2 separate regions of the Homo sapiens genome follow, and region 2 is linked to region 1. A link is a contact called in ENCODE Hi-C data. All regions are on one chromosome and are shown on one strand. The core of a region is the stretch at or near the end of the contact, and the rest is flanking DNA. Distances in the headings are between cores, read along the strand shown.

Region 1 (4,648 bases), core at 1,611-4,110:
CAAACCATCTGAATAGTTTTCCTAAAAACCACTTTACACAGTCTCAAAACCCTTCAACAGCTTTCCTCTACTTCAAGCAATCCACGGCCTCCCTAATCAGATGCTATCTACTTGTCACTACAGTTCCTTTAGAGAGCCTTCTAGTCAACTCAATACCTGAGAAACATAAAACACCATCACATCTGTGTAACTTTACTCAAGGAGACTTTTTTACCTGGCATGTCTTTCTTTTCTCCCCCCAAATAAGGTGCCAGTTCCACTTTCAGGAATGAGGCCTTTCCTTCAGGCTCTTACTCTTTTTTTTTTTTTTTTTTTGAGACAGAGTTTCCCTCTTGTTGCCCAGGCTGGACTGCAATGGCGTGATCTCGGCTCACTGCAACCTCCACCTCCCGGGTTCAAGCGATTCTCCTGCCTCAGCCTCCCGAGTAGGTGGGATTACAGGCATGCACCACCACACTTCGCTAATTTTGTATTTTTAGTAGAGATGGGGTTTCTCCATCTTGGTCTGGCTGGTCTTGAACTTCCGACCTCAGGTGATCCGCCTGCCTTGGCCTCTCAAAGTGCTGGGTTTACAGGTGTGAGCCACTGCGCCCGGCCGAGGCTCTTACTCTTATCAATAAGCTCGCAGGGTTCACTCTATTTCTCTCATTTGAACTTCCGTAACAAGTACACACTTGAGCGAATATACCATATACTTCCTTAAATAGATTCAATTACCCCATCTCCTATATTTGGCTATTCTGAGTGCTCTCTGACAGTAGGATTCTTGATTTACTCCTCCACCATCACACATCTGTACTGGACACTACAGGTAATGGAGATCATTAATGTGTACTGTCTTACTTGGTTCTTCCCAAAACCCTGTGATCTAGGTGCCAGAGATTCCAAAATTCCAAATGAAGAAAGGTTAAGTGACTTGCCAATCTTCATACTGTTAGCAAGTAGCAGAAATACTTCAAAGCTGAAATCTTATGATCCCCACATCCGGGTTCTTTCAATAACACAATGGTGCCATATACACTATTCCATAATAATAGTATTCTATACTGCCTTAGCAGAATGCCCATACTTAATGTTTGCTGATGATGATCCAAGTGCAAGGAAGAGCAAGAGCAGTTAGTGGGGCAGGTAAGCACAGGCTATGAGGTGCTTACCTAGCAAGAGGGAAGGATTTGTGTACACAAATGACCATCAATTCCCCATACTCTCACATGTCTTGAAGCAATTTACCATCCCAACCTCCAGAATATGTTTCTGTATCTTAAGGTTTGAGTGTGAGGCCAGGTGCATGGTGACTTATGCCTGTAATCCCAGCACTTTGGGGAGCCAAGGTGGGAGGATCTCTTGAGGCCCAGGAATTTGAGACCAGCCAGGGCAACACAGTAAGACCCTGACTCTACAGAAAAGTTAAAAGCAAAAAAATTAGTCAGGCATAGTGGTGCACATTTGCAGTCCCAGCTACTCAGGAAGCTGGGGTGGGAAGATCACCTAAGCTTAAGAGTTCAAGGCCGCAGTGAGCTAAGATCCATTCTGGGCAATGGAGCGTGACCCCTCTCACAAGAGAAGAGTGTGAGAACCATGTCTTTCAAAACCAATGACACTCAAAAAGACAAGTAAAAAGACCTGGATCTTAACCCCTCAACATAATCATGTTTTCATTTCTTAAGCACCTACCATGTGTTATGCACAGGGAAGTCTGAAAGCTGTTTTCAATTATATTCAAAAATTCTGCTTACTATATTAAAGACACCATGCTTAACAATTCTCATCAAACCAGCCCAGGGCCCTACAATGAGAGAACTGGAAGGGAATTTAGAGTTAAGTCCCTCATTTTAAGGCTAAATCTCTCACTTTGCAGATGAGAAAACAGATATAGAGAGAGCAAGCATATTTCAAGGTCACAAAGCTAATTAGAGGCAAAATCAACACCAGGACGTTGTTCTCCGTGCAACTGTTTCTTCCAAGATGCTGTGCAAAGAGCAAGAAAGGCCAACCCAGGGACAGTTTTCCTTTTTTTCTTTTCTTTTAAACCCTTGTTGCTAGGACTGCAGTTAAAAAAAATTTTTTTGGATGAGCAGAGGGAGGAAAGGGGCAAGCGTGAGCGGGCAGCAGTGCACTTGGTAGCAAAGAGGGAGGTGGAGGGAAGAGAGGAGAGGGCGGGGAAAAACAACAGGAAAAAAAGAAAAATCTTAAAGGCTTCTTGTCAGCCCAGTAGAACAGTCAATACTCAAATATTTTCAGTATTCGCCTATCATGATAAAACGCCTAAAAACTTCAGTAAGCAAAAGGACAAGAAGCACTTTGGAATCTGTAGCAGCACGCAAGGGTGATGGTGGTAGAGAGTTTGGGGGATACTGATTCTTTAATCTTTGGGCTTCGGTTTTCCGTGTCTGTGAAATGGGCACTGACAACAGTGCACCCAGCCCCCCAGGAGAAAAGAGATGGACACGATTAAATATAGGAAAAATCAAATTACCGAAAAAGGTGTGGCGACCAGGACCAGAACACTTGCGAGAAAAGAAGAAGTTCTAAAGAGGACCGGGTCCAGGTTTGAAGTGTGATGAGGGCAAGGGCAGGCTCCAAGCGTGCGTAGGGTTGTGATAGTGGTCACACAAGGGCTCCCCTCAAAAGGCCGTAGAAAATAAGGGAGACCGGGATGGGAAGGTTGGCTCGCCGCCTCCCAGGCCTCCCCAGGATTCAACTGTTCCCAAGAACCGGCTCCTCACCTTATCCAACAAGCCGCTACGGCCACTTCCTGTCCCGCAGTTGGAAGCACCACCAGCCCCACTACAGCCTCCGCTACCACCGCTTCTCCCGCCCTGTACAGCTGCCGCCGCCATCTTGTCCGCCTCTGCGTCTCCCTCCCCTCCGACTTGTCTGAAGCCGATTGGCTGGAGCTGACAGCGTGACGCGCCGCGCGGAGTCAATCGGGATCCGTAGTTTGGGTCTTGCTGGCGCGAGGTAGTCAGAGGACGTGGCCGCGGGGCTTGCTGGGACTTGAGGTTAGACGTCCCGGCCGTCGGTTGCCGCCTACACTGTCTGCCGTCGCGTCGCAGTTACTAAGGCGTGGGGAAGATAGCGGCAGGCACCGCAGTGGAGCGGCTCCGAGATCCCCGGGGGGCTCGCAGGCGCGCATCCCTCCTGACTGGGACGTCGCCTCCGCAGACCCCTCGGAGGCTGAAGCGACGCCGGAGGCAGGTGCGACTGAAACTTAGTTTTCGAATTCGAGTCTTTCTCCGGCCCAGGTGTGGAGTTTCCAAAGGAGTGGGCAGGAGCTTGTCCTTCATCCTTTTCTAGCCCGGTTGTGGCACTTACCGATTATTCTCTCAAGCAGCTGTCATTTTAGCTGTTTGTAATGTTTTCGTGTTAACGGAGAACTCGCGTTTACTGAGTGCCTACAGTCTGCCAGGCAGTATCCTATGTGCACTTCCAGCCATCCTCTCTCTCACTGAGTCCCACAACAGCCCTGTTAGATGAGGAGGAAACTAAAGAACCTACCCAAAGCCAGATAGCATGTATCTGAACTCGGTTTTCAAGCCGGCATTTAAAAAAAATCAAAACCAATATATATCCCTTCTGACACTCTGCTTTTACGGTTTTAGGATGTAATAGTATTCTAGATTTTAATTATTTTTTTCACAAATGTATATTGAGCACCAATATTGTACTAACGGATACAGGGGATCAAGATAGACCTGGTTGCTACTCTGGTGGACTACTACTCCATGACAGAGTTATCAAATAGCAGTATTGTATTATACCATGCTCTATTACGTTGTATTTTAATTAATTTTTTTCACAAATGTATATTGAGCACCAATATTGTACTAACGGATACAGGGGATCAAGATAGACCTGGTTGCTACTCTGGTGGAACTACTACTCCATGACAGAGTTATCAAATAGCAGTATTGTATTATACCATGCTCTATTACGTTGTATTGTTTTTTAATTCCTATATATCCCCCATAAGCGTCTAAAGAATTAAACAAATATTTTTGAGTTTCTTACTATGTAACAGGCACTATTCTAGTCACCAGGGATATATCCCTGAATAAAACAGACAAAAACTTGTCTTGGGGAAGCCAAAATTCATGTGAAAATAATTATCTCGGCCGGGCGTGGGGGCTCATGGTTGTAATCCCCGCCAAGGCAGGCGGATCACCTGAGGTCAGGAGTTAAAGACCAGCCTGGCCAACATGGTGAAACCCCGTCTCTACTAAAAATACAAAAATGAGCCGGGCGTGGTAGCGGGCACCTGTAATCCCAGCTACTTGGGAGGCTGAGGCAGGAGAATTGCTTGAACCGGGGAGGCGGAGGTTGCAGTGAGCCGAGATCAGAAAGAAAAGAAAATAATTATCACTAAATAACTAAATTATTACTAAAAAGAAAATAAATATCACTAAATAGCAATAACATCAGATGATATTTCATTACCTCTGTGAAGCAATCCGTGGACACTAGTCAGATCCCCTGTAGCTTGTTGTTGCAGTTTATCTTTTACAACTTCTCATTTTTCTTTTATTTAAAATAAAGTGAGATGATACAGCATTGCCCTAGTCACTTTTTATTTTATTTTTTATTTTTTGAGACAGAGTCTCACTCTGTCACCCAGGCTGGAGTGCAGTGGTGGGATCTTGGCTCACTG
Region 2 (4,648 bases), core at 598-3,097, 2.9 Mb before region 1:
AGAAAAAAATTCGGTGTTTGTGTGACCATTTTCCCTGTTACTCATATAATTATTTGCCCATCTATTTCTTATCTTTCTATAATTACAGATTTCTCTTTTTTACATGGTTTGTGTTGTACCTTGCTTCAAATTCTTTTTTTTTTTTTTTTTTTTTGAGGTGGAGTCTTGCTCTGTCGCTCAGGCTGGAGTGCAGTGGCGCGACCTCGACTCACTGCAACCTTCGCCTCCCCGGTTCAAGGGGTTCTCCTGCATCAGCCTCCCAAGGATTCCCGGCTAATTTTCGTTATTTTTACTAGAGACGGGGTTTCACCATGTTGCCCAGGCTGGTCTGGAACTGCAGAGCTCAGGTGATGCACCCACCTCGGTTTCCCAAAGTGTTGGGATTACAGGCATGAGCCACCGCGCCCGGCCAAATTCTTTTTAGGAATTAGGTACTACATTGAGTTTTAAATGCACTCAGAAAATTCTCAAAGTAATAAATTATAGACTAAATAAATATAGCGGAATTCAGTCTAAATTATAGGAACTCCTTTTTTGATAACTAATATTTTTAAAGTACTCACTATGTGCTACGGCACTGTGCTAATCACTTTACTGTGATTTATCTAGTAATACCGTATGATGTAGGTACTATTATCACCCCACTCTAAGGAGTTCAAAGAAATAAAGAAACCTCCACAGTGTCATGAAGTAGCCCCGCTAGGACTCAGGCCTGGCTGAATCCAAAGCTCAGGCTTCTAAGCATAACGTGTACTGCTGCTTCTCAGGCTGCACATTCTATTTTACATTATTGGTAGTTTCTCTCTGGCGTTCTTTGTGGGAATGTTCACTGCCCCCGCCCCGCCCCGAAGTGGAACCCTGTCTTCTAACAAACTTTTCGCTGCTCCACCGTCTCCTGTCATGTTCCGCCTCTCAATGGAGTCCCAGCCCACACTCCGATTCTGGTCCCTGAACAGAGCCCCTTCCCCTCACACCATGGCCCCCTAGCAGAGCCTGGTCTCCTCAGATCCTCTTCTCCCAGCAGGGCCCCAACTCCTCACTCCGACGATTCCCCCAGAGTTCCGTTCCCTCAGATCCTGCTTTTCCAGCAAAGCTGCGATTCCTGTACCCCAGCAGAGAGCAATACCCCGTCGGCAAACTTCCACAGAGACATCTTACCGAGGTCCCAGCCCAGCCCCTAATTAAGGGCACACCTCTACCTTTCCCCTTCCCAACCTTCTCCCACAACTGTGCTTTCCCCCGCCCTATTCCCTTTTTCTGTTTATTAATTCTCCTCAACCTCTCCACCATCTCGTGGCCCAGTTTCAGGATTCCCCCGCAAACTCACCCACCGCACTGTCTCCTCAAAGTTGCGTTCCCAAACGGCGCAGTGCTCTGCCCGCACTTACGCTCCCAGCGCTGCTTCGGGATCTGCGCTCCCCAACTGCCCTCCGGGAATACGCCCTGCAGTTGAACAGCGCCCGAGGCCCCGCCCCCTCTGCGTCCATTGGCCATTGTTCTCGAGAAGTCCCGCCCCTCCCGCTTCCAGCCCGCCTCCCCGCCCCGCTTCCCTTGTTTTCATTCCCCCTGTCACACGAGGCAGTGGCAAGCCCGAAGGGGAGGAGAGAAGGGGGCGGAAAGAGGGCGGAAAGTGAAAGGCGCCGAGGGCCGCTCTGTCTCCCGTCTGACTCGGTTCTCGACTGCTCCGGGCCGCCGATGTATTGTGGGATCGCGGAGCCGTCCCTGAGACGCTGGGATCCGCAGAGGAGCCCACTTGAGAGCGCCTCCTGTCGTCTGTAAGGTTGCCTTGCCATCCCTCGGCACCACAACTTCCCCCGCCCCCCCATCGCCTCCTCCTCCATCCTCCAGTTCAAAATGGCGACGGCGGCGGCAGCGGCGGCGGTGATGGCTCCTCCGGGCTGCCCGGGTTCGTGCCCCAACTTCGCCGTAGTCTGCTCCTTCTTGGAGCGCTACGGGCCGCTGCTAGACCTGCCTGAGTTGCCGTTCCCTGAGCTGGAGCGGGTGCTGCAGGCGCCGCCGCCGGACGTCGGCAACGGAGAAGGTAAGCGAGGGGCCCGAACGCCCGGCGGGAAGCGGCCCTGGCGCTCTGCTACTCTCCGCTCTTCACAGGCGCCCCGGTTCTTCGCGGCTCGGGCCTCCGCGGCTCTGTCTTCCCCCTGGGACGCAACTCCGCCGGGCTGGTCTTCTCCGCCCAGCCCCCGGGGTCTTGGGCAGTGGGGAGGCGGGGCGGAGGCCCCCTAGGGCCACTCGGCCGGGCGGGGAGCTGAGGTGGAGGCGTTGCGGGCTAGGTGTGGGCTGGAGGCGGGGAGGGGTCATTGTGCCGGTCGGCAGCCCCGGGGACTGCTTCTCCGCGGCGGAGGGCGGCCCCCCACCCCGTCTCCCCCTTGGCGGCGGGGGAAGGGGAGCGCAGGTTCCGGCCAGCTTTGCGCTTTTCTCCTCCTCCCCACCCTTACTCCCTCCCCTCCTCCCACCAGTCTTCCCGACCATCTCGGGGAAGGCTGGGCTCGGCTGCTCCGGACACCTCCTTATCTCCCTTCACCTGGGTGGGCGGGGGCCAGCGGACACTCAACTCTCCCTCCCTCTGTTGGGAACTCCCCTGAGAGATTTGTCCCTTTTCCCTTCCCCTCGAGGGCTGCTTTAACCCCTAAAACTCCTTCCTTGAAGTGGGGAGGTCTGCTCCTCCCCCACGGGAGGGGGTTCTTCTCCATTCTCGGTAGGGGGGCGAAGTCGGTTCAGCTCCACTGTGGAGAGGAGAGGGTTAATTCCTCCTCCATAGTTCTCCTTCCTCTCCCCACCTCCCCCAAAATAATAGGCGAGCATCTCCCCACTTTTCCAATCCCTTCCCCCTTCATCTTGGCAGCCGGGCTTAGGCGAAGAAGTCGTCTCCCTCCCATTTGCACGGTAGGGTGGGGTGGTTAGTATGTAAGCTGGAGGAGGGGCTCTGACGGAGGGGGAAACAGTTGAAGAAGGTGCTTGTTGCTCATGTTTCTCTCTCTGGTGCCGCTGGTCTATTATTGGTGTTCGCAAGTGGTGCTCCTTCCACATAAGGCCACCGCGCGGGTGCAGGGCGCATGCTCTGCCCGGCCCCATTGAAACTTCCTGCTGCTGCTGCTGGTTCTTTTGCTGGAGCATCTCAGCGCTGCGCCTGCTGCCTCCAGCCTTCACACTGAGTGCTTATACTCACCCCCATTTATTCCCGATCCCTGCCTCTCCTTTTCTGGCACTTTTCTTTCCTCAGAGAAGGCTTTTTTGTTATACTCTGAGCATTGCCTTTATCTGGAAACAGCCCTTGGCTGGAGAAGAAACGTTTTCCAAATAGGTCTCTTTTTTTGTCCATATTAGCTGGCCAAAGTGGATTGGTTATTGTACAAGACAGATAGCTGTTTCCTTTCCAAGAAAGCAGGGTCGCTCTTCTATTCTCTATGTAAATGAAGAAGTTTCTGTTAACTGAATTTATTTGCATTGCTAGGAAGCGCCAAGTATGAAGTTCTTCAGAATATTACCTATAAAGAATCTGTATGATGTTATGGCTACCGAAGACTCAAATTAATACAGCAGTTATAATATAAGCCTAGTAATCTGTTCTTACCTGTCCACATTCCCTCTACCTGTAACAAACTGGCTTACAAAAGGCTAATTTAAAAAATAGTACAAAATAGGAGGGTGACTAATTACATTATATAAAGGCTTCTCACAGAATTTGTTTAAAAATTAAGCTCCCATTGTAGTAATTTCATTATCAAATTGTATTTACATTCTTTTTTATATTTTTTATTTTTATTTGTTTTTTGAGACGGAGTCTCACTCTGTTGCCCAGGCAGGAATGCAGTGGCAGGATCTGGGCTCACTGCTACCTCCGCCTCCCAGGTTCAAGCGATTCTCCTGCCCCAGCCTCCCGAGTAGCTGGGATTACAGGTGTGCACCACCGAGCCCGGCTAATTTTTGTATTTTTAGTAGAGACGGGGTTTCACCATGTTTGCCAGGCTGATCTCGAACTCCTGACCTCGTGATCCACACACCTTGGCCTCCCAAAGTGCTTTACAGGCGTGAGCCACCAAGCCTGGCCCGTTTTTTAATTTTTAAGAAGGTAGTCATTGTGAAGTAGGATGCCTTAGTAAGTTGCTTTTAGGATGCCTTGGGAAGTGATAGTAATGTATCTCTCAGAGAACGAACTGTGGGCATTTGGGGAAAGGATGGCTAGTAAATTGTTTTGGTAATTTCTTTGGACCAAGTTGAAATGCATAGGTTTTCTGGGATGGCGTGGTATTTTGGGTAGTATATGAGATTGCTTGAATCTACATTTATTTTAGGTATTTTGACCAGTGCATTTAGTTTATATTAATATCACAGGAATACAATATTAGAGTCAGTTGAATTGAATAGTGGTTCACTAAGTAAGTAAAAATGACAGGTAACCTGGGCTAAGAAGGATCATTTATTTCAGCCACTGCATTACCGTTGGTATAGAGTTGCTAAGGGGACTGATAATAATAGATCCTATCATAAGGTGATCTTAGAATAATTATTAATTAATGTTACACAGTTCAGAACACTTGGCAAATGAGAAGTCTCTGCAGGTGAAATGCTGTTACTGTGCAGGGAAACGATTTTCAGAACTTTGATGATGAACCATGATATCATCATCAAA

The links. Hi-C counts contacts between places; a loop is a spot of excess contacts on that map. Pooled maps may share reads with other maps.
Region 2: a map of CD8-positive, alpha-beta T cell shows a loop between it and region 1 (26-fold over the local background). The contact joins the promoter of RSF1 here to the promoter of SPCS2 in region 1. A Hi-C loop is called at or near these places in 2 of 168 maps with a recorded cell type or tissue (CD8-positive, alpha-beta T cell and naive thymus-derived CD4-positive, alpha-beta T cell) and 7 of 50 pooled maps.

Annotation. Positions count from the first base shown.
Region 1 is chr11:74,947,478-74,952,125 of GRCh38, reverse strand. SPCS2 (signal peptidase complex subunit 2) reads right to left here and starts at 2,860. Exons shown (of 5, transcript NM_014752.3): 1 at 2,727-2,860. The coding sequence starts at 2,840. XRRA1 (X-ray radiation resistance associated 1) reads left to right here and starts at 3,035. Exons shown (of 19, transcript NM_001378157.1): 1 at 3,035-3,198. RefSeq lists enhancers at 2,606-2,655, 1,958-2,812, 2,736-2,955, 3,086-3,145, 3,266-3,315 and 1 more.
Region 2 is chr11:77,817,921-77,822,568 of GRCh38, reverse strand. RSF1 (remodeling and spacing factor 1) reads left to right here and starts at 1,847. Exons shown (of 16, transcript NM_016578.4): 1 at 1,847-2,041. The coding sequence starts at 1,855. It overlaps AAMDC (adipogenesis associated Mth938 domain containing), which reads right to left and starts at 1,425. Exons shown (of 4, transcript NM_024684.4): 1 at 1,328-1,425. RefSeq lists silencers at 1,388-1,547, 2,138-2,227, 2,368-2,457 and enhancers at 1,648-1,787, 1,798-1,967, 1,520-2,492, 3,088-3,197, 2,493-3,466.